Regions from separate parts of the Homo sapiens genome. Here region 2 is linked to region 1. Evidence: chromatin loops called from intact Hi-C (ENCODE). Cell type or tissue: OCI-LY7. All regions are shown on one strand. Each heading gives the region's core, and the rest is flanking DNA. Links, peaks and the distances in the headings are about the cores only.

What was found. A loop is a pair of places that touch in the nucleus more often than their neighbours do. Peaks named below come from ENCODE experiments on the same cell type or tissue, not always from the same donor. Only the 100,000 strongest peaks of a DNase experiment are listed, where the experiment ranks them.
Region 2: it touches region 1 in a loop (4-fold over the local background); 2 of 110 quality-filtered maps call a loop at or near these places.

What each region holds. Positions count from the first base shown.
Region 1 is chr10:123,551,962-123,567,589 of GRCh38, reverse strand. It overlaps LINC02641 (long intergenic non-protein coding RNA 2641), which reads right to left. Exons shown (of 12, transcript XR_007062326.1): 10 at 14,858-15,053; 11 at 7,394-11,179; 12 at 5,377-5,762. LOC105378530 (a long non-coding RNA gene) reads left to right here and starts at 8,900. Exons shown (of 3, transcript XR_946395.3): 1 at 8,900-8,966. RefSeq lists enhancers at 8,525-9,243, 13,827-13,886. In OCI-LY7, for the core only: CTCF peaks have their summits at 7,852 and 8,052 (motif pointing right); a DNase peak (open chromatin) is centred at 8,089.
Region 2 is chr10:123,215,770-123,231,397 of GRCh38, reverse strand. No RefSeq gene overlaps it. Among named protein-coding and RNA genes, the nearest start is that of BUB3, 69 kb to the right of the region's middle. RefSeq lists enhancers at 5,874-6,375, 8,985-9,064. In OCI-LY7, for the core only: CTCF peaks have their summits at 5,913 and 6,117 (motif pointing left); no DNase peak of the experiment used is centred there.

The DNA of each region.
Region 1 (15,628 bases), core at 4,385-12,384:
GCTGCAGAGAATACTCCATTGCTCTGCGTCTGAACAATTCAGCAGTTAGAGAAGGTGAATCTGTTTCTGATTTTAACATATTCCCTTTTCCTTTTTTTTTTTTGTTTTTTTCTCCTTCTTACCTGTCTTTCTTAAAACAAAAAGGCTATACTTTATTCAAGATACTAAAAGGTTTAAGAACAAATATAATAAGTAAGTACAAACCTATCACCCAGCATAAGAAATAAAACATTGCATACGCATTAAAACCACCAGTGTTCCTACACCAGCCACCTCCTGCCTTCCACACCGCAGATGACCTCTTTTAACCTGAATCAGATGCTATTTAATCCCACACATTTTTGCAGCTTATTATAAATAATATACATTATTTCATAACTAGGTTTATTTTATTTTTTATTTTTTTTTAGATGGAGTTTAGCTCTTGTTGCCCAGGCTGGAGTGCAGTGGCGCAATCTTGGCTCACTGCAACCTCCGCTTCCTGGGTTCAAGCGATTCTCCTGCCTCAGCCTCCCGAGTAGCTGGGATTGCAGGCATGCGCCACCATGTCCGGCTAATTTTGTATTTTTAGTAGAGATAGGGTTTTTCCATGTTGGTCAGGCTGGTCTTGAACTCCTGACCTCAGGTGATCCACCCGCCTCGGCCTCCCAAACTGCTGGAATTACAGGCATGAGCCACCACACCTAACTAGGTTTTCTCTTTCAACATTGTTTATGGGATTGATCTCAGTAGATACATGTAGTTCAAGTTCAACCATTTTTACTGCAATAAGCATTCCATTACATGAAACTCGCAAATTATCCATTCTCTTGTTGATAAACTTTCATGTGTTTGCTTTAGAAACCATGACTGTCAGCTTATTTCTTCATCCCCAGCCCTTCCCACCCAACCTCCAGGATGGCAGCAACACCATACTTAGCTCATCGTGGGGAAATAATGCTCTCGCTGCCTGTCAGGGAAGAGCATAGCACCTCAGCCACCCTCTGCCTTTCAAAGAGATGCCCTAAATGTCAGCTGCAGGGAGGGAGGCCTCCCTTGACTTCCTACAGGGCGCAGAGAATGCGTTGCCCTGGCCTCAGCCTTGCGTTTTGTCCCTAGGTGGGCAAATGCACCAAGTCCTCCAACCCTACAGGCAGTTGGCCAGGTGCTGCCCAGGTGGGGAAGGTTTGCCTCCCCTCTGTCCAGAGGCCACCTCCCTCAGTGGGGATGAGATGACAGGTGGGGATCAGGAATTATGGTCATTAGGAGTGTGCAGGGCATAGAAGGTGCTGGCAGAGCTGGCGGGGAGAAAAAGACACCCTATATGGAGCTGAAAAGAGCTATTAGGGATTTTATCAATGTCAACTTTTAAAAATCAACCTTTACCCAAGAGAATGGGTACAATGTGGAAATGTCATATAATGGAATACTATACAGCAGTAAAAATGCTGGAACCAGAACTACACGTGTCAACTCAGATAAATCTCATCAACAATGCTGAGTGAAAAAAACCTCATGGTGGAAGAATGCACACGATCTGATGTCACACACAGAATTTAAAACGCAAGCAGAGAGGGTTTCCTTTGCAGAGCTAAGCTGGTGAGATGACACAGGACAGTGCTGGAGGGTGGTGGGGTGGGGCAGGACGGGGGGCTTTCAAACTATGTTCTGAGGACCTCGGAGCTGCCATGGTGGGGGCGGTTCCAGGGTAGCCCCTCCCCCATGATTTCAGGAAAGCCAGCCCCTCGAAGGGAATCATTTGACTGTGTTAGGACCCCAGCTTTGCTTCTGTGCTCTTGGGCAAGTTTCTTGCCACTTTGGGCTTTCCTGTCTCTCTCTAGAATGGGGATAATGATGGTCCCCATGCATGGGGTGGCAGTAAGGAGGACTCGACAGTGTCCGGCACATAGCATCCACCAAATTCATTGGGCTCTTTTATGATCATTTACCATTATCTGGTATATTACTCAGGGTTCTCCACAGGAACATAACCACAGAATATATACAAGGTTGACCTTTGAACAACTCCAGGGTGAGGGGCACCAATCCCTCTTGCAGTTAAAAATCTGCATATAACTTTTGACTTCCCAAAAGCTTAACTACTAATAGCCTACTGCCAACCAGAAGTCTTCTCAATAACATAGACAGTTGATTAATACATAAATAGCCTAGCATCTACATATATTTTATACATTAATATACCTGTGATGGTTAATATGAGTGTCAACTTGATTGGATTGAAGGATGCAAAGTATTGTGTGTCTGTGAGGGTGTTGCCAGAGGAGATTAACATTTGAGTCAGTGGAGTGGGAGAGGCAGACCCACCCTCAATCTGGGTGGGCACCATCTAATCAGCTGCCAGTGTGGCTAGGATAAAAGCAGGCAGAAGAATGTGGAAAGACTAGAGTCTCCACATTCTAAAGGCCGAGTCTCCTGGCCTACATCTTTCTCCCATGCTAGATGCTTCCTGCCCTCAAACATTGGCCTCCAAGTTCTTCAGCTTTGGGACTCTTGGACCTTCAACCATCGGCTGAAGGCTGCACTGTTGGCTTTCCTACTTTTGAGGTTTTGGGACTTGGACTGGCTTCCTTGCTCCTCAGTTTTCAGACGGCCTATTGTCAGACCTCACCTTGTGATCGTGTGAGTCAATACTCCTTAATAAACTCCCCTTTATATATACATCTATCCTATTCTGTCCCTCTAGAGAACCCTGACTAATACATACCTCACTTTATCTGATTTTTTTTTTTGTTTGTTTTAAAGACAGGGTCTTGCTCTGTCACCCAGGCTGGAATGCACTGGCGCGATCACAGCACACTACAGCCTTGACCTCCTGGGCTCAAGTGGTTCTCCCTCCTTAGCCTCCCAAGTAGCTGTGGCTACTACAGGCATGTGCCACCACACTCAGCTAATTCTTGTATTTTTTGTAGAGACAGGGTTTCATCACATTGCCCAACCTGGTCTCAAACTCCTGGACTCAAGTAATTGTCCCACCTCAGCCTCCCGAAGTGCTGGGATTACAGGCATGAGCCACACTGTACCTGGCCACTTTTTCTTATTTTTTCCAATATTTCTAGGCTATGTGGTTTATCTTCCAGTTTTTTCACATTGTCGTAAATTCTCCAAAAATTTTTTCAATATATTTGTCGAAAAAAAATCTGCAAGTAAGTGGACCTATGCCCTTTAAACTTGTGTTGTTCAAGGGTCAACTACAGACACATAAGAGGAGACTTATTATGGAAATTGGCTCATGTGCTCATGGAGGCCGAGGAATCCCTTAATCTGCCATCTGTAGGCTGGAGAACCAGGAAATTGGTGTGGAATTCAGCTGGGTCTGAAGCCAATGATGCAACTCTGTCAGAAGCCTGAAAACTGGGGCCACTGGTGTAAGTCTTGGAGTCTGAAGGCCCAAGGTCCTAGAGCTCTGATGTCTGGGGCCAGGAGAAGGTGGATACCTGAACTTCGGAAGAGAGAGAACTTACTTTTCCTCTGCCTTTTTTGTTCTGTCTGGGCCCTCAACGTGTAGGATGCTGCCTGAGCTGAAGGTGGAGCTGCCTTACTCTGTCCACTGATTCACCTGCGAATCTCTTCTGGAAACACCCGCATAGATGCACCCAGAAAGTATTTTACCAGCCAGCTGAGCATCCCTTAACCCAGTCAAGTTGACACATAAAATTAACCATCATATCTGATTTGTAGATTCGCTTTCATGTTAGTTTTACTTTGAATAAAAATGTTCAGCTGCTTAAACAACACTTTTGAAAACTCCTGACCTCATACCTCCCCTCATGGACAGTAGAAGGTACGGAGAGCAGAGGAGTGTTATGACCCAGTCACTCGGGGGTCCAGCCTGCCCAGCGCTGGCCCTGGGGCTTCTGGCTGGTCACTTTGCTTCTTGGGGCCTGGGATTCCTGTGGGCTGGAAGATCCTGCAGGCCCCTCTGGTGCTGGCATTCTGAGGCGTGCCCTCTCCTCTCCAGCGACCACAGAGCCAGGAAGGGCAGGACAGACAGAATGAGTAGGGGGACTCAGAAACTTGGAGTATGGTCTGGGAAAACAGACCCAACAAGGAGACCGAGCCCAATGTCCCATCATAGGCTCAGTGCCTGCAAACCAGTCCCAAGCCACATGCCCTTTGGCAGGCAGGAGTTGATGGTGCAGGCCAATACTGCATGTCTACAGGGACTGCCGGTAAGATGACATTGCAACATCAAAGGCACTGCAGAGCTGCCTCTTCTTGCCATTTTGGGTCCAAGGGGCGAGGCCCAGGTCTCCCAGACACAGAGGAGCGAGTACCTGGGCCTACTGAAAAGGACTGGTCCAGTGTTTCTTGGAGAACAAGATCAAGGTCCTTTGGCATGGGCAGCGCTAGACCAGGAAGCTAAAAACCCACCCTCAAAGTCCTACAGCCCTTGGGGAGGGTCTTTCATAGGACATAGGAGACGGACTCTTTTGTAGCTAGAAAGACCTTAGAACATCCCCAGGTGTGTAGGGGTCTAAGACTCTTCCCAGAGCCAGGCTGGTCTTTAGTTCTCAGGAGTCTATGATTATCAGGACCTGGAGGCAGCCTTGCCTTCCAGTACTGGGGCCCTGGAGGATGCTGGGGGAGTGGAATCTGGCACATTCCTTCCCTGGCAGGGGCAGCTGTTCGAGTGACTCAATCACCTTGGGCAGCTTCCTGGTCTCCAGGCTGGGCCAGCAGATATGGGCCAGCAGAAGGGTGCACACTCGAAACAGCATCATCAGTTTGGGCCAAGGTCCCTTCCTCAACTGTTTAATTATGCACAAATAATTACTTCCCATGTTTACCGCTGTTCTAGGTCTTGGAGATAGAGCTTACAAATAACAAGAAAAAGAAGTGAAATCTGTCCTCTCAGGTGGTGATAAGAGCTAGGCGGCAGGGGGGATGGGGAGCCTGGTGAAGGGGTGGAGCATATGAGATGGAGAGGCCAGAATGAGCTCCCAAGGAAGGCAGCAGCTTAGTAAAGATGGGAGGGAGGGAGGCAGCCATGTGGAGATGTGGGAGAAGAGCAGTCCAAGCAGAGGCACAGCACATGCAAAGGCCCTGAGGCAGGACCTGCCTGGCCTGTTGAGGAGTATCAAGGAGGCCAGCATGGCTGGAATGTGTCAATGAGCATGAGAGTTGCAAGAGAAGAGGCCTGGTGGCAACAGACTGAGGGGCACATAGAGTCTTAGGAGCCATGGAGTTCTGCTCTTCTATGAAATGGGCCATTGAGGGAATTTAGCAGATAATTACAAACATGAAAGTCCCAAATTATGAGCATATGAGTTTAATCTTCTTCTTTTTTTTGTAATTCGATTTAACCCAATTCTTCTAGTGTGGTGTACTTTTGTATGGGGTTGTATTAGAGTTCTCTAGAGAAACAGCAATAGGAAATACATTTAAATGAGGACATTTATTTTAGGGAATTAGCTCACATGGTTATAAGGCTGACAAATGCAAAGATCTGCATTGAGTTGGCAAGCTGAAGACCGAGGAGAGCCAATAGTGTGGTTCCTTTCCATGTCTGAAGGCTTGATGGTGTAGTTGTAGTGTAGAGGCAGGAAAAAGCCAATGTCCCAATTCTGAAGTAGTCAGACAGGAGGAATTCTCTTACTTGAGAGAATTGAACTCTTTGTTCTATTCAGGTCTTCAACCAATTAAATAAATGTTGATTGTATCCAAAAACATTGTCACGGAAACACTCAGAATAATGTTTGATCAAATATCTGGGCACACTGTGATCCAGTCAAGTTGATGCATAAAATTAACTATTACAAAGACTGTAATAAAGAACACAGATCTCAACTTTGCTGTTTCCTAGTTGCATGACCCCCAGGGACATTACTTAACCTCCTTGAGCCTCAGTTTCTTCATCTTAAAATGGGGACAGAGTTTACTTCATAGGCATTCAACCTGCACAGTCATACTTAGATGGACCCATGCTTGCTTGAATGCTCTGCTGTTGAAATTCTTAATAAATTTTAAATAATTTGTTAATAATTCTTAACAATCTTTAACAAGGGGCTCCACATTTTTATCTTGCATTGTCCCCAACAAATAACGTACCCAGTGCTGAAAAGGATAATATCCTTAACTTCCTCTCAGGGTGCTTGTGAAGGTCAAATAAGACACCACAGGTAAAGCACTCAGCACCTTGCGTGACACAGTACCTGCATCATAAGCCCAGCTGTCATTATTGCTAACAACACGTGCAAGCCGCTACTCAGGGCCAGACCCTCAAGTCCACAGAGATGAACACGACTCCTGCCCTGGGGAATTTGTGGTTTATGGTTCAGGAGTTAATGGATTCAGGTAGAACAGCCTGAGGCAGGCCCATCCAGGTAAAGGCATCCCCCAGGAGGAAGCCTCCTGATTATTCACTCCTGTTGGAAATTGAGGAAGTTGGAAGGGTCCTAGGCAGGGAGCGGTGATGAGGGAAAGGGCCCAGAAGGTCTCAGTAGCTGGGGAAAGAGCTGCATGGAGAGAGGCATGGGAGGTGTGGAAAGGAAGCCCAGAGCTGGGTGCTGATTAGGGACTCTGACCAGCCAGACCCTCCAAGACCACGCCCCACTGGCCTGGAACCTGAGAGACTGAGTGTCTGCTCACTGGCTGTGTCCCCTGAGCAGGCTCCACAGTATCTCTAAGCCCCAGGTCGTCACCAAGTAAGTGGGAGACATGACCCAGATGAGGATGAATGCACACAGAATGATACCCCACAGAGGGTAAAGGTTATTGTACAATCAGGAGCGGGAGGAAGCGGCGTCTGGAATGCCTGAAGATGTGAGGCACCCATGTACCTTAAAGCCTCCACTTTAAATGTCAGGAAACCACAAGGCACTGTTCTCCCCTGTTCACTTAGCAGAGGGGCCCCGACCTAGCTCCCTGGGCTCCTGGCCCCACCTCACACACCCTCCTCTCCAGTCTTTTACCCCACAGGAACTCAGAAGGATTATTTTAAATGGCAAATCAGATCTTATCACTTTGTTCTGCAAAAGCCCCTGGGGCTGTCCATACTTTGAGACTGAAACGCTCACCCCATGTATGCCCCCTCCGCGTCTGTGACCTCACCTCCCACCACTGGCCACTCAGTTACAGCGCTGGGGATGGCTGGCTTTTTCTATGCGTGGAGCCTCTAGTACATGCCGTCTTGGGCCCCTTGTCCTTGCTGTTCCTCTGACTGGAGCAATTCCTGTCCTCCATGGCTTGCTCCAGCACTGCAAATGCCCCTCCTCAGACAGGCCAGCCCTCACCCCAACCCCTCCCCATCTTGAACTTAATGACCATCATCGCCTTTTCACCTGGCTTTGTCATCATTGCATGTATTATGACATGACATATCATTATAGTTCCCTTGTTTGTCTCCCCACCAAAATACAAGCTCCACACAGGTGGATACTTTTATCTTACTTACGTTGTATTGTATCCTCCACACCTAAGATTGTGCCTGCACAGGATATTTCATAAGTGATAGATTCCTGCTTTACAGATACAGAAACTGAGGCTCAATGAAATCACATCCTTTACCAATAACCCACAGCTCTGGAGCTGAGACTGGTCCCTGGGCAGTGGTGTGCTGGCAAATGTCTTAAACCCAGCTCTCCAGGGTAGCGGGAGGTCTTGGTTGCATTTGCTGATGTCCATGGTGTAAATACTTCCACCAGGGCCTACTTCAAATCACCAAGGTGACGTCACTGAATGCGAGGTTCGGAAGGATGCACCCCTGCGCTCTGGAAGGAAGCCAGTGTCAGCCAACTCAGCACCCACTGCCCGGCTACCTCGTGTTCCTTCATCTTCGTCACTCCGCACTTTGAGTGAAATAACTCCTTCTTCGCTTTCCCCTCTAAATCCCACCTACCTCACTCCGCACTTAACACATCAGGTGAAATAACTCCTTCACTTTCCCCCTTCAAATCCTATCTCACATTGAAGAAAACAGTCCGAGCCAAGTCTCTGCATGTCTCTGGGCCTCAGTTTCCCCGTCCATATGGTGGGATGACTTCTAAGCCGTGTCTCTCCGCCATCATCCTTGCCTGAAGTCTGGGAGCCCTGGTCATGCGCACTGCCCCTGTGGACCACCAGGGAGCAGCCTTTCCCCACCAAAGACACTGGCCTCTCCGAGTTCCCGTCGGTGTCCTTCTTGGACACAGCCTGGGTATTGTGGGGCCTTGCCTGGCTTATGAATCGGCGATTGTGCCCAGCCCCGAGCGGGCATCTACAGAAAGGGCCCATTGTCTGCAGTGAGGCTTTTTGTTCCAGCAGTGGCCTGGGGAAACTGGGATTGGGCTGGGGGCCTGACTGGTTCCCAGGGGCTCCTGGTGGGTGTTGGGGTGTGAACCCAGGCGGACCCCTCTCCGCTCTCCCCCGCTGTCCGCCCCGATCCCATCTACCAGGCTGCTGTGCCGGGCACCGCTCACCTGTGCCTCGGCTCTGTCCGAGATTCTCGCCCCTGCAGACCTCCTCTGCCACCCTCTGAGGCCCATAGCACGTGCTCCTTCCTCCAGGCCGGGGTTCCTGTTACTTCCTTTAGCCTCATTCAATCCAACTGCACTTTAAGAGGGTAGGTGTCGGGAGCTGGGCTTCTCCCTGAGATTTTGGCTCCAGGCATTACCGCAGCCCGGTTTTCTTTTCCCTTTCACTGCAGCGGAGGGACGCCCAGGCTTTGGGCGCCGCCTGGGTCTGCAGCAGAGGCAGTGGCCTAACCCTGAGAGGTAGCCCAAGGTCAGGCCAGGGTCTGCGTCCTCCCCTCAGCTCTGCTGTCACAGACGACTGTGAACCCGCGGAGCTCCCATCTCTGGAGCCTGGCCTGGGCCAGCGGCTCACAGTGCTGCGTGCGCAGTGCCTGGCTCAATCCCACCTGCAGCCTGGGAAGTCACAGGGTCACCCAGGGCTCCACGGCCTCCCTGACCACAAAAGGGGAATCGCTGCAGCTCCTGGCAGTGGGCGTGGTCCCCTGTGAGGCTCCGGGGCTTCCAACACCTGAAAATGTAAGCTAAGTGTGTTCTGGGAATGGTGAGGCCTCATCTTACTCTTTTTTTTTTTTTTTTTTTTAACTATCTCTTGCTTCAACCCAGGGCAAGATCTGGAACTGAACCTTCAAAGGAAAGAGGGAGGAGGGTGGGAGGGTGCCTGTCACCTCCCCGAGGGTAGACCTGGGTTTCAGTCCCTGTTCGGCTGGCCATGGGAGTCAGGGATCTCCCTGCTGCCATCTCTGAACCTCGGCTTCCTCTACTGTTAAATGGGGGTTAAAAAGATGCTCTTCTCATTCTGGGGGTGGAGGGAGAGTCAGGATTAGAGCTATTTTCAGTCTCTGACATGTGAAGCTGGGGCTGCATAAGAATCTGTAGGGTATTTTATTAGCAGAAAAATTGTTGTATATAAATGTCATCTGGCTGTACCTAATCCTGTCCTTAGTGCATCAGAAGTGACAGTTAGTACAGGCAAGGAAAGCTCTAGCTTTCCATGACTACTAATCCCACAGAAACTAAAGCAAATTATTCACTGCGGGACAAGAATTTATTGTTAAAACATTTGACCCTGGTGTTTAAAAATATAAGCAGCTTTTTTGGAGGACACTGGTGGGTTTGAAAGTGACCATTTGGGGCAACAGCATGGTGAGTCTCTCTTGGTCCTTAAACCTGAAGCCAAGCCTGCTTTTTCACCTCCTGTGACCCCTGAAATGCCCGTGCGTAAGTGGGCCCAAGATACCCCCGGCAGCCCCTGATGCCCCTGGGGAGGGAGTCGGCCTGTTGATTGCAGCTTCTAGAATTCAGTCTCTTGTATGCTGTCTCTATTATAACACCATGCCTAATGCTGAGATTGCATTTTTCGGGGGCTTTGTTTTTCTAAATTGTTTATCCCCTTGACTCAGGTGAAGAGCAGATGGCATTAGAGAAACTGAGGCAAATGGTCAGTCTGCCATGCTGGGCTGAGGGATGGTGACATGGGGCACCCCTGCCCTGGCCTGGGGCTCAGCCCTCCCAAGACATGCTGGTGCCCAGGCTCCCCCAACCCTGCTGTTCTGGGTGGAACAGTCCTGTGACTTCAGTCAAAGGAGACACACCAAGCATGGCCCCTGGCTCAGGAGGGCTCCCCCCTTGCCCCCCTTCTGGCAGGAGGTCAGGGGACTGCACGGAGGAGCCAGCAACTGCTGGGGCCCCATCTTCCCACCTGGCAGCAGCGTTACCCCCTCCCTACTTCACCTCTCAATGCCTTTATCTGTCAGAGCCCAGAGGAAAAGACCCCGCCTCCATGAGGCCCTCCATGGTCCCATCAGCATGTTTCTGAGAGACACCCTGGTGGATGTCATTGCCCCAAATCTTCTGTTCCATTTAAGATTCTTGGTGGAAACTTAAGGCAAATGTTGGGAGGATACTGGATAGTCCATGATGAAACTGGGCTTCAGAGGGCTGGGAGCTCCTGGGAGTCCACCCACCCTCCTTCTCTGGGTGGCTGCTACAGATTCAAACTCCCAGAGGAGAGTCCATTTGGCCAGTGAGGACCACAGGCCGCCTCATTGTTGAGAGTGGGGCGGTCACAGAGCTGGACAGAACAACACCAACAGGGAGGCAGGGTGCCCCAGGTGAGCCAGGAGGACACACACGCCAGGGTCAGCTAGGCACCCCTTCCCGGGCCTGGGGCTCAGCCCTCCCCGAGGCATGCTGGTGCCCAGGCTTTCGGCGAGCCTGGTGGGGCTGCAGGAATGGAGTTCCCCCTCGGACACCTGAGACGTCACCCGGTTGGGGAGTGTCAAGTGCGGGGCAAACACCTGCACAGGCCAAGGCTCTGGAGGCTACGCCCGCTACCCCCGGATAATGGTGCTCAGAAGAAGTCCAGGAAACTTAACTCTCGCTTGCCTTCCAGTGAACGGGAGCATGGGGTCTGTCCACACTCCCCCACAACACAGGGCGATTGTTGTAGAGCAGAGCTGGACATGCCCCCGGCCCTGTTTACAAGGTGGCATCCAGGGGTCTGCACTGTGTTTCCGGTACACTGGGGCTTGTTCATTTTCAAAGGACCCTCGGAAGGGGAGAATGTTCTCAGCGGTTTATGCTTTCTCGGATGAGCTGTGCATTGCTGCTCCTTTGGGGCTGCAAATCTTTTCAGCCACGAAGACAAAACAGTTCCTCCCGCTTTGTTCTTCTCAACCCTCAAAGAAGCCCCTTTCAGGGTGAGGCTTGTCAGCTGTGTCTTTGGGAACCTGGAATCAGCAGAGGCCTGGGTCACTTCCCCCATGGCTTCTAAGCCTCCAAAGGCCCACAGCATGCGGTTCACACTCTGAGGTTGGCACCAGCCCTGGACCAGGCCCTGGCTCCTCGCCAGCCTCCCTCCTGCCATTCTCCTGTCTCCTGACCTCCCTCTGTACCTGGGGACAACTCAAACCAAGCACTATTCTGCAAAGGTATCTCGGTCCCTGACCCCAGCCCTGGACAGGCACTGCACTGGGCAGGTGCTGGGTGCCCCAGGAGTGTCTCCCCGTGAGTACGTAGTGAGTGCATGGGGACAGTGCAAGCCCCTGGGGCACCTGCGCAGGAGGCAGGTGGAGACGGTGGTTTGCTCATCAGCCCTTGAAGTAAATGTGGAGGTCCATCTCTGGGTAGGAAGAGAAGAGGTTTAAACAGGACAGTTTGAAGCGGTAAATGATGGAATGCGATGACGGAGCAGAGTGATCACCCTCCTTCTCCCCCAGCCAGATGTCTTATGTGGGAGAGAGGATTACACCCCTGGGTGAGTTACTGCCAACTGTACTTCCAAGCAGATTCAAGACCCAGGTTGGCAGGAGCAGGGCACAACCCACAGAAGGCAGCCAGTGTGCTTGGTTCTGGTCCAAGCCCCCATTCCACCTGCCCACTGAGCATCCCTGGGCAAATCAGGTCACTTCTCCAAGTCCAATTTCCTCATCTGCAAAAGGTGCATCTGTCTTGAGGAACTGCCAAAATAATCCACCATGAGAAGGCAGCAAAGTCCACCTGGCCCACGGTTGGGGCTCAACAAATGTCAGATGCATTTTTATGAATTGGAATCTTATTCAAAACAACTGAGAAGGTGCAAAAGGTGGGTGCTTAACTCCAGGTGCACTTTGCCAGTTCTAAAAGTGCCCCGGGTGCCGTCGTTTATTTTATTCAAAATCCTTGATGTGGCCTTGAGCAGGGATTCAGTACAACAGGTCAGAGCTCATACCTGGGAGTCCCATACACTTTCATCCTGAGGCTGCCTCCCCCAGCTCTGTGATCGTGGGCAGTTTTGCCTTGTCAGTTTCAATCCTGTGGTATCCCCTGTGCCCAAGACAGTGCCTGACACACGTAGATATTCAATAAATGTTTGCTGGTTGAATTTAAGTTACTCAACATTACTGGGTCTCCACTTCTGCCTCTGTGAAATAGAAATTATAAAAAACCTGCCTCAAAGGGCTGTTGTGAAAATTAAATGAGATGACCCAGAAAATGCGCACAGCACGCAACTTATTAAAAGCTACCTGACAAGGAGTCAGCTCTGATCTAAGGATCATTCCCCTTGAGTTCATAGAGGCTCTCGGATAACCAGAATCCTCAGTTATGCAGAGCAATCATCACATCCATGAGCTTGTTGCCTCTTCACGAACCACAGGAATTTTACCTTTCAATCGAAACCTCTAGAAACCTATTTGTTAAAATAAAATTCAGTCTGTCTTGGCAAAACCCTAAGAGCATGTGGAGGAGAACACAGAGGCAAGTGTTGGGATGGATATTTGGCCTCAAGTGTAAGGATACGGCCCCGGGGCCCTGGCGAGAGGGCGCACATGCTGGGAGTCTGGGTGGCTGTGACTTGAATTCTCAGAACAGACAGTTCAGGAAAAGCGAGCAAGTCCAGAGATGTTCTCTCCGCCAATATTGAAATTGCCTTTGGAAACTTTTCACAGGCTGCTAAGCCAAGTGAGAGAAAGAAAATTGAGGGTTTATGTATTTTTTAAATCAAAGAATCCTAATTCCAATAAAAAATAATGCCCTTCCATGGCCAATTGCCATCTCCTCAGCTTCTTCGTTTCTTTTTAATAAAAATTTTTATTGTGCACATTAGGTTAACCAGACCTATGCACACCCTCTCTCTGAAACTCTGAGTCACTCAAGGGGAACCACTCCTGGCTTATGCCTGGATTTTGAATCAGGACGGCTCCCTGGGAAAGAAGTCAGTTCATGTGAGCTCTCCAGAGATCAAGTTGGGCAGCTCTTCTGATCAGAAGCTAAGGGACTAAGCATTTTATTTATTTATTATTTTGAGATGGAGTCTCTCTCTGTCACCCAGGCTGGAGAGCAGTGGCGCAATCTCAGCTCACTGGAACCACCACTTCCCGGGTTCAAGCGATTCTGCTGCCTCGGCTGTTTAAAGTAAAAGATGCTGGTTTTGATGGCACTGAAGCCATTGCATGCACTGCCCGCTGGTCCCCAGTTAGATTCCCAAGATCCAAAGTCAGGAGGAAGCTTGGGACCTGGGGGGAGGGAGCTGGGGCTGCACGGTGCTCTCTGAATATATTTTTCATGAGAATATTTCATTTGCATGAGGCAGACAGGAACGGTCTGAATTCTGTGACTGCTACTTGTTGTCCGTGTGACCTCAGGCAAATTAGTTAACTTCTCTGCATCTCAGTTTCATCACCTGTCAAATGTGGAGGAATAATACCTGCCTCCCAGTGTGGTTGGGAAGGTCCAAGCATATGCTATATGTAAAGTCTCTAGCACGGGGCTGCGGGAAGCTGATGATGCCCAATACATGGTGTTAATAAGATGATTATGATCATGATGCATATGAATGTTGTCAGTAGCAAACCCCAGCATTTGTCATCCCTCAAACCATTATTAAGTGTTGGAAGTGGGTGGGTAAGTTCACAGGTGCATCAGCTATTGCTGCATAACAGCCAATCCCAAAATCCAGTGGCTTAAAATGATAATCATTTATTATTTATAGCCATGAGTCAAGGCTGAGGGTTGGGAGATCTCCTCTGGACTCAACTGATTTTGGATGAGTTTGGTTGTGAATCCAAGGGTGTTTGGCTGTTGGCTGGTGTAGGCTGGTCTCATCGAAGGCTACTGCAGCACACCAGTGGTGCAAGAGAGAGCAGGCAGACTATGAACATCCTCTTGAGAGCTAGGCTCAGAACGAGTACACCCTCACACCTGCCACTGGCTATTGGTCAAAGCAAGTCCTGAGGCCAGTCCAGATTCTCAGGTAGGAAACAGGCTCCACCTCTTCAATGTGGGAAACTTCTGTCACAGAGCAGTAAGCGTGGGCACTGAAATCGGTGAGGAACTGCGGCCACTGAGGCAGCCAGCCCCACTGGCTTTGTGGGCCTGAGTAAAATCGAGAGTAAAATCGAGGCACAACCCCAAGGGCTTTGTGGGCCTGAGTAAAATTGAGGGTATCCTGTGAAAGCTTGGCCTTTCCAGCATCAATCATGCAGAGATCTGTGCCTCTGCAGAGCGCCTGCTTGACACCAGCCCCTGCTCCACCCATGGAGGCCTTTCCTGGGGCTTCCGGGCCTTGAGGGGCCAGGCCTATAGCACTTTTCAGAGGTACAGAGTGTTTTTTGGGACAGGAGCTAAGCCATGGCTGATCCAGAGAGCCAGGTGTTGGCCACAGAGGCTAAGTTTCCTCGAAGCCCCTGAGCCTTTGGCCAGTGACCGCTCTATTCTGCTGGGTGTGTAGTGAAGGGTGGGGCAGAGTCAGCAGCCTCCAAGGTTGGGGGAGGTGGCTCTGGCTGTGTGACACAGTCACAACAAATATCCCTGAAGTCCTGCCACTGTCCGAGCCTTATCTCTGCCTCCACACACTGACAGAAGCACTCCCTCCCTGCAGTGCCCTTCAAGGTGGCCAACAGCCTGGTGGCCTCATCTACAGCACTTACCTGGTTCAGCAGAGAAGCTGGTTCTCTATGGTCATCCAGCTACAAGGACTGCACCTCCCTCAAAGGGACTGTAAGGGATGCCCCCAGCCTCCTCATACAACTGTGACTGTCCTGGTCTTCATTCACTGACACAACCAAAGCTGAGACCTTCCATAACCAGACAGCAGGCTCTTGGTCACCTGTAGATCCTGGAGGGCTTCAAGGGACAAACATGGTGGCAAATGTGGGGCATCTTCAAGAGAGGACCACACTGTGAAGGGGACATGCAGCTGTGGCTGCAGATTTGCCTTGTCATGGGGCGAAGGCACATGCAGTGTGGGGGCTTTTTAAAAATCTGAGAGTCAGCCGGGCGCGGTGGCTCACGCCTGTAATCCCAGCACTTTGGGAGGCTGAGGCGGGCAGATCATGAGGTCAGGAGATCGAGACCATCCTGGCTAACACAGTGAAACCCCGTCCCTCTAAAAATGCAAAAAAAAAAAAAAAATAGCTGGGCATGGTGGCGGGCGCCTGTAGTCCCAGCTACTCTGGAGGCTGAGGCCGGAGAATGGCGTGAACCCAGGAGGTGGAGCTTGCAGTGAGCCGAGATCATGCCACTGCACTCCAGCCTGGGCGACAGAGTGAGACTCCGTCTCAAAAAAAAAAAAAAAAAATCTGAGAGTCAAGAGAGCAGAGTGGCTTTGGGGCCAGACAGCCATTGGATGTGGGCTCAGCCACCATTCACCAGCTGTGTGACATGGCTGAGTCAGTCATGGAAATGGGAGTATGAGATCA
Region 2 (15,628 bases), core at 3,056-11,055, 330 kb after region 1:
TCAAAGAAATGTTGGGACAAAAACATCTCACTGGATGTAAGCAAGGAAGCATGGTGTCCTGGGCGCTTCTGGCAGCCATCTTGGAACCATGAAAGGATGAAGTGGCACTTCTAGAAAGCAGAGACACAAAAAGAAACTGGGTCTGTGATATCACTGTTGACTTTCTGACTCAAGCCTACCATTCACTTTGGATCTTTGAGTTACTTGAAACAATACATTCTTGTTTAAGCCAATTGGAGTTGTTTCCTGTTATCTACAACCAAAAACATTCTGATTCTCACAGACTCCTCAACTGTAGAATAGGAATAAATAGCAATAGTCACCTTTATTAGTTTACTGTAAGACTCAAATAACACATGTGAATACTTGGCACAGTGCTGTATATGACATGGACACTTGGAAACATGTCATCTTTTTTCTCATTATAATATCTGGTTCTTTATGCCAAAAAGGCCAAGTCTTTCAAAGATAAATATCACATTTAGCCTGGGGGTCCCAGATAAACTGCATTTGCCCACACTTTTATGCATGGGCTCATTGAGGATGTGCTATTTTTAAATTGTGTTATATTGGAAACTGCTGTAGCGGGAGGGCAGAGCTATTTTGTCATAATCATATTGCTCATCATTTCCAGGGGTTTGGTGATTTTACTACCTTTTTCCCAGTATCACCTGGGTTGGTGTCCTTAACCTATTATGTAATGATGTTTCAGGGTCTGGGAGATGAATTACTCTCTACGTAAAATATGGCAGCAGATCTATACCCCTAAGCTCTGATAATTACTTTTTAATGCAACTACAATTCTTTTGAAGAGATCTTTTCGTGCTCTAAAATCTTCTTAAAAGCATCCCTTAGGCTGAAATTAAGTTGGAAGGAATGTCATGGAGGTCTGTGGCAAGGGGTGAGATGGGTTCAGGTTACCAACCCGCCTGACATGATTCATGAGCCTTGAGCAATGAGAAGCCCAGCCTCCCTCTCACCTCTGTGGCCATGCCTGTTCCTGCACACAGCTGCCAAGGCAAAGAGCGAGAATGCACTTCATCACCGAACATGACACCCACACAATGGTGACAAATGAGTCTTCGAGGAGGGGGAGAGTGAGCAGGGTGGGGGCTCACAAGGGGCTGGGACTGAGCTGGATGGGGGGCACCTACCAAGGCTACCCTTTGCACTGCATCAAAGAGTTTTTCTCTATCAAAATAATTGTGGATTTCTGATATGGTTTGGCTGTGTCCCCACCCAAATGTCATCTTGAATTGTAACGCCCACAATTCCCACATCCCAGTGGGAGGTAATTATATTATGGGGGTGGGTGTTTCCCATCCTGTTATAGTGATAGTGAATAAGTCTTACGAGATCTGATGGTTTTAAAAATGGAAGTTTCCCACACAAGCTCTCTGTCTGCCTCCATCTATGTAAGACGTGACTTTCTCCTCCTTGCCTTCTGCCATGATTGTGAGGCCTCCCCAGCCATGTGGAACTGTAAGTCCATTAAACCTCCTTATTTTGTAAATTGCCCAGTCTCAGGTATGTCTTTATCACAGCGTGAAAATGGACTAATACTTCTTTTCTATAATATTAACAAATATTTCAGTTAAGGCATTTAGAATTCCTAAAGGACCACAGCCAATGGGTTCCTTAGGAAGAAATGTCAGAGTCCTTCTGGAAACCCTTTGGCTACTGGACTTGGCTGTGGATTGCCAGCGTCTTCCACTATTTCCTCACTGTGTGTGCAAAAATGTCTTCCATTTCATTTTGGTATTCTCAAAATTAAGATTGTTTGGTCTCTGCAAAAACAAACAGGCCATCTTGTCTACAGGGAGCTCTACATACAGGTGCCATAGCTAAAACATCATCTGTCGTAATTAGCCTCTATGCAACTAATGCATGAAGTGCTTAATTAGCTACACAGAGGAAAGCAAATGGGAACCCGCATAACATAAAGATACCCAAAGGGGATGGGATACCACAAAATGCTAAGGTCTCTGAATTCCAAAGAAATTCAAAATCCCCAAATGCCCAGCAGATCTATGAAAACATTTCCTTTCCCTCTGCCTGAAGCTACCCTTAGAAAAACTTTAAGGAGTTTAAAAACTAAGACAAACTAGAGTTCTTTACTTTGATCATCAGACACACAGAGGATGGGCAGCCCCTAACAGCTCTCTGTCAAGGTGCTCTCTAATGGTCAGGTGAGGGAGCCTAACAGGTGCATGGGCCAAGGGGGTATAGTCCCTTCTCATGGTGTGAGGTCTCCGTAGTCACAGACAGATTCCCAGGGGAACTGTAGGGACAAAAAGAAGACAGAGTTGGCACAAATGACTTTATAAAAACAGCAAACACGATTTGATAGCACTGCTTTCATATGAAAAGAATGAGAAATGGATTTTCAACATAACTCAGAAAAAACATCCTGTAAGAGCATATGCTCACGTGATTTGGGCATGTTGCTCTCTGATGACCTGTAAAACATGATAGAAAAAGTAGAATTTAGAATTCCCGGAGGATTAGATGGGCTGTGTGTCCATTACATTGTATTCTAAAATTGACACTTTGTCCTTTTTTGGTACGGAGAGATTCTTGTCATCAAGGGGTACCTGGTGTGCTGATGTGTTCTATCGGCAGCTGAAGATAGACCAATAAGTTTTAAATTCCAAAGGAATGAGTGGCAGGGTATTGTTCCAACCAATGTTTCACTCAAACCAAAGACCAAGGCTCTCAAAACCATGCATTTGAGGAATGAGGGCAGGAAACAGAGAGTTATACCTAGAGAAGAGATTTCATGGGGACATAATAGCCACCTGTCTTAGTCTAGTCAGGCTGCTATAACAAAAATACCATAAACTTGGTGGTTTATAAATAACACACATTTATTTCTCACAGTTCTGGAAGATGGGAAATCTAAGATTAAGGAGCTAGGAGATTCTGTGTTATATGAGGGCCTGTTTCTTACGGATGGCGCCTTCTCACTGTGTCCTTACATGGTAGAACTGGGTAAAGAAGCTCCCCTAGGTCTCGTTTATAAGGGCATTAAGCCCATGCATGACCTACTCACCTCCCAAAGGCCCCTCTTCTTAATACAAGCACAATGGGTATTAGGCTTCAGCATATAAATTTTAGGGGGGACACAAACATTCACACCATAGCACCACCTTCAATATTTGAGAAACCATCTTACAGAGAAGAGATTTTACTGATTCTTGTGTCATATCAGAGGACAAAACAAGGACCAATGACTTTGAGGTAGAAATAGACAAATTGCAGCTCCATAAATGAAGAACTTTCTAATACTTCAGGCTACCAAACTAAGGAATGAGCATCCAGGAAAACTGAGATAGCCATCTCTCAAGCAGAGGCTGGAAGTAGGTGACAATGGGATGAACACAGTGACCTGTCCTCAAGTGTTTACTTTTTTCCAAGCTCTTTGGTACCGGCTTGACAGGTGTAGACTCATTTCATCTTCTAAGTATGTACTGATATCATCACCGATTTCAGAAGAGGAAAACCAAGGCTAATGACTAATAACTGACAAAGCTAAGACTCAACCCTGCTAGTTCAACTCTGCAACTCACAAGTTTAAGAACTAGATAACCCATCCACTTCTGTCACTGAAGGGATTCCTACAGACTCAATTATCCCTGCTAAATTCCTTTGAACTCCCAAAGTGAATATATAGTCATGATTTGCTTAACCATGGAGATACATTCTGAGAAATGTGTCACTGTGCAAACATCACAGAGTGAACTTACACAAACCTAGATGTGCTACTACACACCTAGGCTATATGGGATAGACTAGTGCTTAGTGCTCCTACACTACAAACCTGTACAGCATGTTACCGTACTGAATACTGTGGGCAATTATAGCACAATGGTAAGTATTTGTGCATATAAATATATTCAAACATAGAAAAGGTGCAGTAAAAATACCATATAAAAGATATTTAAAAGGTACACATGTATAGATCGCTGACCAAGATTGGAGCTTGCAGGACTGGAAGTTGCTCTGAGTGAGTGTCAGTGAGTGAGTGAAGAGTGCATGTGAAGGCCTAGGACATTATGGTACACTACTGTAGATGTTTAAACACCATACACTTAGGCTACACTAAATTTATAAAAACTTATTTTTATTTTATTTCGTCAATAATAAATTAATCTTAGCTTATGTAACCTTTTTACTTTATAAACGTTTTAATTCTATTTTAAGAACTTTGATATTTTTGTAATAACATAGCTTTAAATACAAACATATTGTACAGCTATAGAAAAATATTTCCTTTATATTATTACTCTATAAGCTTTTTTCTACTTTAATTTTTTTTCTTTTTTTCTTGTTTTTGTTTTTGTTTTTGTTTTGAGACAGGATCTCACTTTGTCACCCAGGCTGGAATTCAGTGGCACAATCACAGCTCACTGCAGCTTCAACCTCACAGGCTCGGTTAATCCTCACTAGCTCAGCCTCCCGAATAGCTGGGAATACAGGTGTGCACCACCATGCCTCGCTAATTTTTTGTATTTTTGGTAGAGACAGAGTTTTATCATGTTGCCCAGGCTGGTCTCAAACTCCAGGACTCAAGCAATCTACCTGCCTTGGTCTCCAAAAGTGCTGGGATTACAGGTATGAGCCACCACATCTGGCTTTTTTTTTTCCTTTGTAAAAAATATGCTGTTAAAAACTAAGACAGAGCAGGGTGCAGTGACTCACACCTGTAATCCCAGTTACTTGGGAGGCTGAGGTGGAAGGATTACTTGAGGCCATTTCAAGATCAGCCTGGAAAACAAGACCCCCGTCTCTAAAAAAATTTTGTTTTAATTAGTTGGGCTTAGTGGCATAGGCCTCTACTCCCAGCTACTCAGGAGGCAGGAGGATCCCTTGAGCCCAGGAGTTTGCAGCTGCAGTGAGCTATGATCACGCTGCTGCACTCCAGCCTGGGTGACAGAGAGAACTGTCTCATTATCTCTTGTCTGCCGCCATGTAAGACGTGGCTTTTGCCTTCCACCACAATTGTGAGGCCTCCCCAGCCAAGTGGAACTGTGAGTCCATTAAACTTCTTTTTCTTTATAAAGTATCCATTTTCACGTATATCTTTATCAGCAGCGTGAAAACAGACTAATACAGTAAATTGGTACTGGTAAGGTGGGTGCTGCTGTAAAGATACCCGAAAACATGGAAGCAACTTTGGAGCTGGGTAACAGGCAGAGGTTGGAATGATTTGGAGGGCTCAGAAGAAGACAAGAAAATGTGGGAAGCTTTGGAACTTCCTAGTGACTTAAAAGGCTTTGACCAAAATGCTGATAATGATACGGACAATGAAATCCAGGCTGAGGTGGTCTCAGATGGAGATGAGGAACTTGTGAACTGGAGTAAAGGTGACTCTTGCTGTTTTAGCAAAGCGACTGGTGGCATTTTGCCCCTGCCCTGGAGATTTGTAGAACTTTGAACTTGAGGGAGATGATTTAGGGAATCTGGTGGAAGAAATTTCTAAGCAGCAAAGCATTCAAGAAGTGACTTGGGTACTGTTAAAAGCATTCAGTTTTAAAAGGAAAACAGAGCATAAAAGTTTGAAAAATGTGCAGCCTGATGATGAAATAGAAAAGAAAAAACCATTTTCTGAGGAGAAATTCAAGCTGGCTGCAGAAATTTGCATAAGTAACTAGGAGCCAAATGTTAATCACCAAAATAATGCAGAAAATGTCTCCAGGGCATGTCAGAGACCTTTGTGGCAGCCCCTCCCATCACAGGCCTGGAGGCCTAGGAAGAAAATATGGTTTCATGGGCCAGGCCCGAGGCCCCCCTGTTGTGTGCAGCCTAGGGACTTGGTGTCATGCGTCCCAGCCACTCTAGCCATGGCTAAAAGGGGCCAAGATACAGCTCAGGCCATAGCTTCAGAGGATGCAAGCCCCAAGCCTTAGCAGCTTCCACATGGTGTTGAGCCTGCAGGTGCACAGAAGTCAAGAATTGAGGTTAGGGAACCTCTGCCTAGATTTCAGAGGATGTATGGAAACGGATGTCCTGGAAGTCCAGGCAGAAGTTTGCTGCAGGGGCGGGGCTTTCATGGAGAACCTCTGCTAGGGCAGTGCAGAAGGGAAATGTGGGGTTAGAGTCCCCACACAGAGTCCCTACTGGGGCACCACCTAGTGGAGCTGTGAGAAGAGGGTCACAGTCCTCCAGACCCCAGAATGGTAGATCCAGCAACAGCTTGCACTGTGCACCTGGAAAAGCCACAGACACTCAATGGCAGCCTGTGAAAGCAGCCGGGAGAGAGGCTGTACCCTGCAAAGCCACAGAGGCAGAGCTGTCCAAGACTGTGGGAGCCCATCTCTTGCATCAGCATGATATGGATATGAGACATGGAGTCAAAGGAGATCATTTTGGAGCTTTAATATTTGACTGCCCTGCTGGATTTCAGACTTGCATGGGGCCAGTAGCCCCTTTGTCTTGGCCAATTTCTCCCATTTGGAGGAGCTGTATTTACCCAATGCCTGTACCCCCATTGTATCTAGGAAGTAACTAACTTGCTTTTGATTTTACAGGCTCGTAGGCAGAAAGGACTTGCCTTGTCTCAAACGAGACTTTGAACTATGGACTTCTGAGTTAATGCTGAAATGAGTTAAGACTTTGGGGAACTGTTGGGAACGTATGATTAGTTTTGAAATGTGAGGACATGTGATTTGGGAGGGGCCAGGGATGGAATGATATGGTTTGGCTGTGTCCCCACCCAAATCTTATCTGGAATTGTAGCTCCTATAATTCCTATGTGTTGTGAGAGGGACCTGGTGGGAGATAATTGGATCATGGGGGTGGTTTCCCCCATACTGTTCTTGTGGTAGTAAACAAGTCTCATGAGATCTGATGGTTTTATAAGGAGAAACCCCTTTCACTTGGCTCTCATTTTCTCTTGTCTGCCACCATGTAAGATGTACCTTTTGCCTTCCGCCATGATTTTGAGGCCTCCCCAGCCACGTGGAACTGTGAGTCCACTAAAATTCTTTTTCTTTATAAATTGCCCAGTCTTGGGTTTGTCTTTGTCAGTTGTGTGAAAACGGACTAATACACCATCTCTTAAAAAACATTAATAACAAAAACTAAGACACTAACACACACATCAGCCTAGGCCAGCACAGGGTCAGGATCATCAATATCACTGTCTTCCACCTCCACATCTTGTCCCACTTGAAGGTATTCAGGTGCAATAACATGCATGGAGCTGTCGTCTCTATGACGACAATGCCTTTTTTTGAAATACCTTCTGAAAGACTTGCCTGAGGCAGTTTTACAGTTAACTGCTTTTTTATAAGTAGAAGAAATATACTCTAAAATAACAATAAAAAGTATAATATAGTAAATAAACCAGTAACAATGCCATTTATTATCATTATCAAGTACTATGTACTATACATAATTGTGTATGTTAGACTTTCATATAACTGGCAGTGCAGTAGGTTTGTTTATTCCAGCATGACTATAAACACCTTAGTAATGCATTCTGCTAGACATTCACAACAACTACAATGTCACTAGGTCATAGCTGAATTTTTCAGCTCCATTAAAATCACCTTATGAGAAGCTGGTCAGTCATTGATGCATGACTGTAATTATGCTAAAATCCAGGGTTCTCTTGAGGGGATTGTAAAAGGTGAGGTCCTTGTGGCCAGGAGTGGCAGGGAAAACAAGGACCTGCAAAGCCTTGTGAGAGGGGCTAATAAGGGTGCAGCTGAGAGAGGAAGGACATTCCAGGTAAGGGGATCAGGGCGAGCAAAGGGGTAGCGCCAGAATGAGGACCAGAGAGAAAATTGCAGTGGCTGGAAGACTGATTTTGAGTCTAAGCACAATGGGCCATAACTTTGGAATGGTTGGTCGGAACCAGACTACAGAAACCATAGAAAGCCAGGTTAAGACTTTAGATTTTGACCAGGCGCAGTGGCTCACGCCTGTAATCCCAGCACTTTGGGAGGCCGAGGTGGGCAGATCATGAGGTCAGGAGATTGAGACCTGGCTAACACAGTGAAACCCAGTCTCTACTAAAAATACAAAAATTAGCCGGGCGTGGTGGCGGGCGCCTGTAGTCCCAGCTATTCGGGAGGCTGAGGCAGGAGAATGGCATGAACCCGGGAGGCGGAGCTTGCAGTGAGCTGAGATCATGCCACTGCACTCCAGCCTGGGCAACAGAGTGAGAGTCTCAAAAAAAAAAAAAAAAAATTTTAGATTTCATTGGTAGATACAAGGAAATCATTGAAAGTTTTAGGGCAGGAGAATGACACAATAAAAGTACCATTCTAGAAAGATTAGCCTGGAAGCAGGGTAGAGGACAGATTACAACAAAGAAATGCTGGAATGGGGCAGGCCACTTAGGAAGTAATGGAAACAATCCACCAACAAGGTGTGAAGGCTTAACCGAGATAAGGGAGGAATCAACGTTCAGTAACTCAGTATCATTTCACAAGTTTATTTCGAGGTGGGGATTTGCCTTCTGGACTAAGGATAAGGCTGAAGATTAGTGCTTTTCTCCATGGTCAGTGAAGTTAGCTGTATTTAATACGTGTACATCTTCACCTTCAGCTAGTTAATTAAATAAAGTCAACCTGATCATTTGCTGTAGTGGAAGCTCTTGAGTTATACGGGTAATCTACTACCTTAGTGATCCCCAATGAACCACACCTCCTCATATTCAGGCCTTTGTGTAGTTCCCTCCTCTTGAATCTGGACTGAGACTGCAACCTGCTTTAACCAATAAAATGCAGGGAAAGTGATACCATGCCAATTCTTGGCCTCAGCTTCCAGAACGTTTTAAAGCTGCTGCTTTTAACCTCCTGGGAGCCTAGTGCCACCATATAAGAAGTCGAGCTACCCTGCTAGAGACTCCAGATGGAGAGGTTATTATGAAGAGAGATGCCTTGAGACAACAAGCCCCATACCCAGGACTTATTGCAGCCCTGGGTACCTTCTAGCTGAGCTACAGACAGTGAGTGAAAAAGACATTGTGGCTGTTCCAGCCCCCATGGACATCAAGTGGAACAGAGACAAACCAATCCCACTATGCTCTGTGCAAATTCTTAACTCACTGAATCATAAGAAATGACAAAGTTGGCAGTCATTTTAAGCTACTAAGTTTTGGGTTAGTTTCCTAAACAATAATACATAACTGAAACAGGTGTCTACCAAACTCACTAAAAGCCCCTTTCTGTGAGAGCTACTTCTCCCAACCCAAGGGGAAAGACCCCGGCAGCCTCGTTAGTCATACTTAACTCCACCCCTGACCACATTATTGGCCTTGGGATGGAGGTTAGAATTGAAGCTGGAGTATATTTGTCTTGGTCCCTGAGACTGGCTAGAAGGGAGACATGTAAACTCTCCAGGTTATAGGAGAGCCATCTTCAGCCATGAGGTATGACTGGGAGAAAAGTGAAAAAGATGGCAGCCTCTGGACGTGGCCCTTTCCAATCCTGCTTCCTCTCCCACATGAGGGCCCACAGTAACTGAGTATCTTTGAATTACTTACAATTCCTTTGTGTTGTTATAACATAATCTCGTTTTAAAAAATCTTTTATTTTTATGGATTTGGAGGTACAAGTGCACTTGTGTTACATGGAAACACTGCATAGTGATAAAGTCTGGGCTTTTAGTGTACCCATCACCCACATGGTGTCCCCAATAGGTAGTATGTCATCTCTTACCCTCTTCCCACCCTCCTAACTTTTGGAGTCTCCATGTCTCCTATCCCCCTCTATATGCCTGTGTGTGGCCATTAAGTCCCACCTATCAGTGAGAACATGTGGTTTTTGACTTTCTAGTTCTGAGTCAATTCACTAATGATAATGGCCTCCAGTTCCATCCATGTTGCTGCAAAAGACATGCACAATCCCAGTAAATTTTTATTTACTGCAGTGTGCATTGGGTTTTTCTTACTAGCAACCAAGAAAAAATTATTGGAATAACAATTTTTCAATCTACCCCTCCCCCTGCCCCCCTCCACTCACAAACAAATTGTTCTCCTGATTTGAATGAACCCCTATTCAAGCTGAATGCATTAAATTGGCTTGTCAGGGTAAATGTGGCCTCAGAGTGTCAACCCAGAGAGAGGGACCAATCCACAGGCCATGTGACTAAGGAGACTACCCCACTACATTACCCTGTGAAGTTCTCCAATCAATGCCAGGATAAGACCACCCCAATCTGAGAATAGCCATTTCTTGGTCACCTCTGAGAATTCGGGAGCTCAAAGAAAGCAGAGACTTGACTCTGCAGTTCAAAGCTTCTCCAGGAACATGCAAGCAGACAGAACAGAAGATTGTCAAGACAGATGTGGTAATAAAGTTCCCACCAAGTGTAACTTCAAGCAAATTGAACTTCTTCAATCTATCACCAGACGTGGGAGGTTGAGACCCATTCTTCTGTGTCAAGTGTAGTCATTGGCGGGTTAATGGAAGCAACCTGTAACTTTCAGCTGGCAGCTGCTTCTCCTAGTTTGTTCTCAAGCAACTGAGCTATGGCCACAGGGTCTGTGGAATTGGGTTAAAGTGACACCGTGTCTCGCTTAGACATTGAGAAGTATCTCCTGAGGTGTGATGGACACTGGGGAGATGGGGGCTCAGATCTATGCAGGGCAAGTATCAAGTTTGGACATCCTCATGATAAATGTTTTCCATCTTCAAGGGTGCCCTTCCTTCTCTGAATGCCTTACCCTTCTGAAGAAATGACTGAAAATTTATTTAATAACACACTTCATGTTCCCTTCAGCCCATTCTCCTCCAAGGAAGTATGTTGTTAGCAAAGTAGATGATATTGTCTTTCCTTTCTCCCTGCCTGTCCTATGCCTTGGTAGTCCTAAGACTGTCATGTGACAGTTTCTAAGGCTGGGAACATGCATCTGATTGGTTACTAAATAATATGCACAGCATTAAGACACCCTGAGTCTCTCAACAGAACACCTCCTTTCTACAACTACCATGTGTATAGAGCCCCACAATCCACCAAGTACTTTCACATATGATTGTTTTTGATGACGATGATGATGATGATAGCTAATATTTATGTAGCAGACACTCTGTTAAATGCTTTATATCCATCAGGGCATTTTAGCCTCACTGCAGCCTTATTAGGCAGGGATGTAATTATCCCAGTTTACAGATGAGGAAATTGAGGCCCAGAGGAGAAGTTACTTGCCCTTGAGGGCATACAACTAGGAAATGGCAGTGACGGGCACTGCCTGCAGTTCCAATGACTCTAAAGCCCAATTCTTGAGCTATTCCTTATTTACAAATGGATGCTTCAGTGGAAGGACTGCATAGAGGCCCTCTCCTCTCTGATGATGGCTCTGGAACTTCTCTGACCTTTTCATCCTGCAACACTTGCCCCATGGCTAGCCATGGGGGACCAGCAGGGGCAGGAGGAGAATGGGATGGAGGTCAAGGTGTAGTTGGGGAAAGGAGGGAAGAGCAGGGAACAGCAGCCACACTCCTATCCTGCTCCCCATTCCAGAGCACACCACAGCCCTGAGACAAAGGCCCTGTGACCTTTTCTGTGTGAAGATGGCCAAGAGGAACAACCTGAAGCTCCCTCTAAAGGGCAGAAAACTCCCACCCTGGGCCCCATCCAAGGTCACAAAGGGCCCTCTCCTCTGCCATCCCCCAGTCACTACACCTCAGTAATCAGTCTGCACTGGTGGTTCTCAAATCAGTGTAATTTTGCTCCTTGGGAGGCATCTGACAATGTCCAGGGGCATTTTTTGATTGTCACATGGGGGAAAGGTGCTACTGGCAACTAGTGGATAAAGGCCAAAGATGCTGTTCAACACCCTACTGTATGTAGAGCAGCCCTCCACAACAAAGAATTATCTGATTCAAACTGTCAATAGTGCCCAGGTCGGTCCACACCAAGGGTGATCTTGTTGGACCCTCAACAGCTTTCAGGGTGTTCACAGCACCTGCCAGATCAGGTGAAGGCCCTTCAGCAGGCTGCAAAATCAGAGGCAAAGATGTGGATTAGAGCCCATGCCCCTACCCCTGAAGGGATGTCAACACCAGGACAAGGGTGGAGCCGTGGTCCAGGATCAGGGAGCAGAATCGGCAGCTCCATCCTACTTCCATTGCGAAGAGAAAGAACATCATGGCTCTCTTTGTAGGCATCAGGCACTATGTTCAGTGTATCCTTCACCTCTTTTAATTCTCACAGAGGATTACCTATGAGGCTGATTCCCCTTTTATTGCCATTTTCCAGATGATAAAAACGAAGGCTTACAGATCTAAGTAACTAAATGAACCGGAGCAGTTGTCCAAGATCACGCAGCTGCACAAATGACTTCATAAGCATCTTGCCTGTTCCCCCACCCAGGGCTCTATCCTGCTCTCCTGCTCCCTGTGAGAAGATGGCTCCCTGAACATCTTGCTCCCATTAAAAACAAATGAAAATGCTTTAACTTTCTCTTACTTAAAAAAAAGAAAAAAAAAAGCAACTTCCAAATCAACCATTGCTCTCACCCCACATTGGCTCAGTCAGTCCACTTCCTCTCCTATCTTCCTCACACATCCACATCCAGTCCCTTGGTAAATGCTGCCAACTCAACCTTTGCCGTAGATATGGAGTCTCACTTCTTACCACCACTCTGGCTTCCACTGTCCTCCTCCCAGCCACCATATCTGACCCTGGATCTTACCATAGCCTTTTCACTGCTCTCCTGCTCCACCCTCTGATCCACCCCATGCCTGAGCTATTAATATTTTTCATAAGGCAATCAGGGTGAACTTTCTAAAACTACAATCCGATCTTGCCACACCTCAAAGCCCTCCAGTGGACCCACAGAGGCCAAGTGGGGAACCTAAACATCCACCCTCATCAGGCTGCAACAAGCCACCCCAACCCCCACCCTAGCCTTGCTAGGGAGGTGTCAAAGAAGGCTGAGAGAGAGCTTGAACTTTCATCCCACCCAGAGAAACAAGGTGCCCCACCACCACCAAGGTGTCAGTGGAGACCTCATGGGGAGCTTAGATTTTCACCCAATCCATGTATAAAAAGGTGCTCCTTCTCCCCACTGGGGTGGTATCATTGGAGAGAACAAGGCCACCCCTTCACCCAACACACATACATACATAATGGCAGTGGAGACCATGTAGGGTGTAGAAAAGAGGCACTAATGCCCCTCCTAGCCATGGTGGTTTCTTTCATCCACTAGAGTAGTGTCAGAGAAAGCCTGCTAAAACACAAATTTTAAGTAAGACCCAGAGTCTCATAACATAATATCAAAATTCCTAGGTTTTATTCAAAATCACTCCTCATACCAAGAACCAGGAAGATCTCAAAATAAATGAAAAAAGACTATTAACAGATGTCAACACCAAAATGACACAGATGTTAGAATTATTTAATAAGGATTTTTAAGTAGTCATTACAAAAATATTTCAATAAGCAGTTAAGAACATGCAACAAATTTTTAAAAATTGAAAATAACAGCAAAGAAACAGAAAATACTACCAAAGCTATAAGGAAGCTATAAGGAAAAATCAAATGGAAATATTAGAACCAAAAAACACAATAACCAAAATAAAACCTCAATGGATGGGCTCAACAGCAGCATGGAGAAGACACAGAAAAGAATCCATGAACTTGAAGACAAAACAATAGAAACTACTCAAATTGATTAGAGAGAAAATAAACTAAAAATAATGAACAGAACATCAGGAGCCTGGGAAATACAGTTGGCCCTCTGTATCCATGGATTCCTCATCCATGGATTCAACCAACCATAGATTGAAAATATTTGGGGGAAAAAAAATAAAAAATGATACAATAATAAAAATAATACAAATAAATAACAATGCAGTATAAAGCTATTAATATTGTATTAGGTATTATATTGTATGACATTTTACATAGTATTAGGTATTATAAGTAATCTAGGGATGATTTAAAGTATATAGAAGGATGCACCTAGGTTAGATGCAAATACTATGCAATTTTATTTAAGGGACTTGAACATCGGTGGATTTGGGTATTCGAGAGGGGTCCTGGAACTAATCTCCTGTGGATACCAAGAGATGACTACTGCATAACAAAAGATCAAACATTTGTGTCAGTAGAGTCCCAGGAGGAGAGGAGGAAGTGGATACAGCTGAAAAGGTACTTGAAGAAATAATGGCTAAAAACTAACAAAATTTGGCAAGAGACATAAACCTACAAATTCAGAAAGCTGAGCAAACCCAAACAGGATAAACCCAAAGAAATCCACTTCAACATACATTACAGTCAAATTTCTAAAAATTAAAGACAAGAAAAAAATATTGAAAGCAGCCAGAAAAAAAGTAACTTGTTGCTTATAAGAGAAAAACCATCCAAATTACTATAGATTTCTCATCAGAAACTAAAAAAGCCAGAAGAAATTGGCACATTTTTCAGTACTGAAAGAAAAGACCTGTCAATGCAGAACTTTATATCCAGTAAAAAAGAAATATTATTCATGAATGGAGAGGAAGTCGAGACATTCCCAGATTAAAAAAAAAAAAAACTAAGATGATTTCTCACCAGCAGACCTGTCCTAAGAGAATAATTAAATGAAGTTCCCTCAACAGAAAGAAAATGATTAAAGAAGAAATCTTGCAACCTCAGGAGGGAAGAATGAGCACAGAAAATGCAAAAATACAGATAAATACAATAGTGTTTCCTTTTTCTCTTGAGCTTTCTATATTAGTTTGGCAGTTGAAGCAAAAATTATAAAATTGTCTAATGTGGTTCTCAATGTACCTAGAGAAAATGTTTAAGACAATAATATGATAAATCAAGAATGACAAAAGGATATAAAAGATGATAAGGTCTCTACACTTCACTTGAACTGGTAAATGTGGACGCTAGTCAATTTAGATAAGTTATGTACATGTACTGCAATGTCTAAAGCAACCACTAAAAAAAAGTCATACAAAGAGATATACCCAAAAACATTAGCATTCTAAAAAATGTTCAAGCAACTCACAGAAAGGCAGAAAAAAAAACAGAAAAATGAAAAAGGAGAAGAAACATAAAACAAAAAAAGGGGCAAACTTAAGCTTATCACAGCAATAGTCACATTAAATGTAAATGATATAAACACGCCAATTAAAAAACAGAGATTGTCAGAATTGACTTCAAAAAAATGACCTAACTATATGCTGTCTATAAGAAACTCTCTTCAAATATAGTGATATATATAAGTTGAAAGTATTTGTAGTTTCCACATCTGTGGAGTCAACTATTAGGTTGGTACAAAAGTAATTGTGGTTTTTGTCATTATTTTTAACGTCAAAAACTGCAATTACTTTTGCACCAACATAATAACTGTGAATTGAAAATATCTGAAAGAAAAACTGCACCTATACTGAACATGTACAGATTTTTTCCTTGTCATTATTCCCTAAGTAATACAGTATAACAACTATTTACATCACATTTACATTGTATTAGGTATTATATGTAACCTAGAGATAATTTAAAGTATACAGAAGGATGTGTGTAGGTTACGTGCAAATACTACACCATTGTATATAAGGGACTTAAGCATCAGCAGATTTTGGCATCCACAGAAGGTCCTAGAACCAATTCCCCAAGGATACTAAGAAATGACCATACCATCCAGACATTAATCAAAAGAAAGCAACAGGAGTAGCTA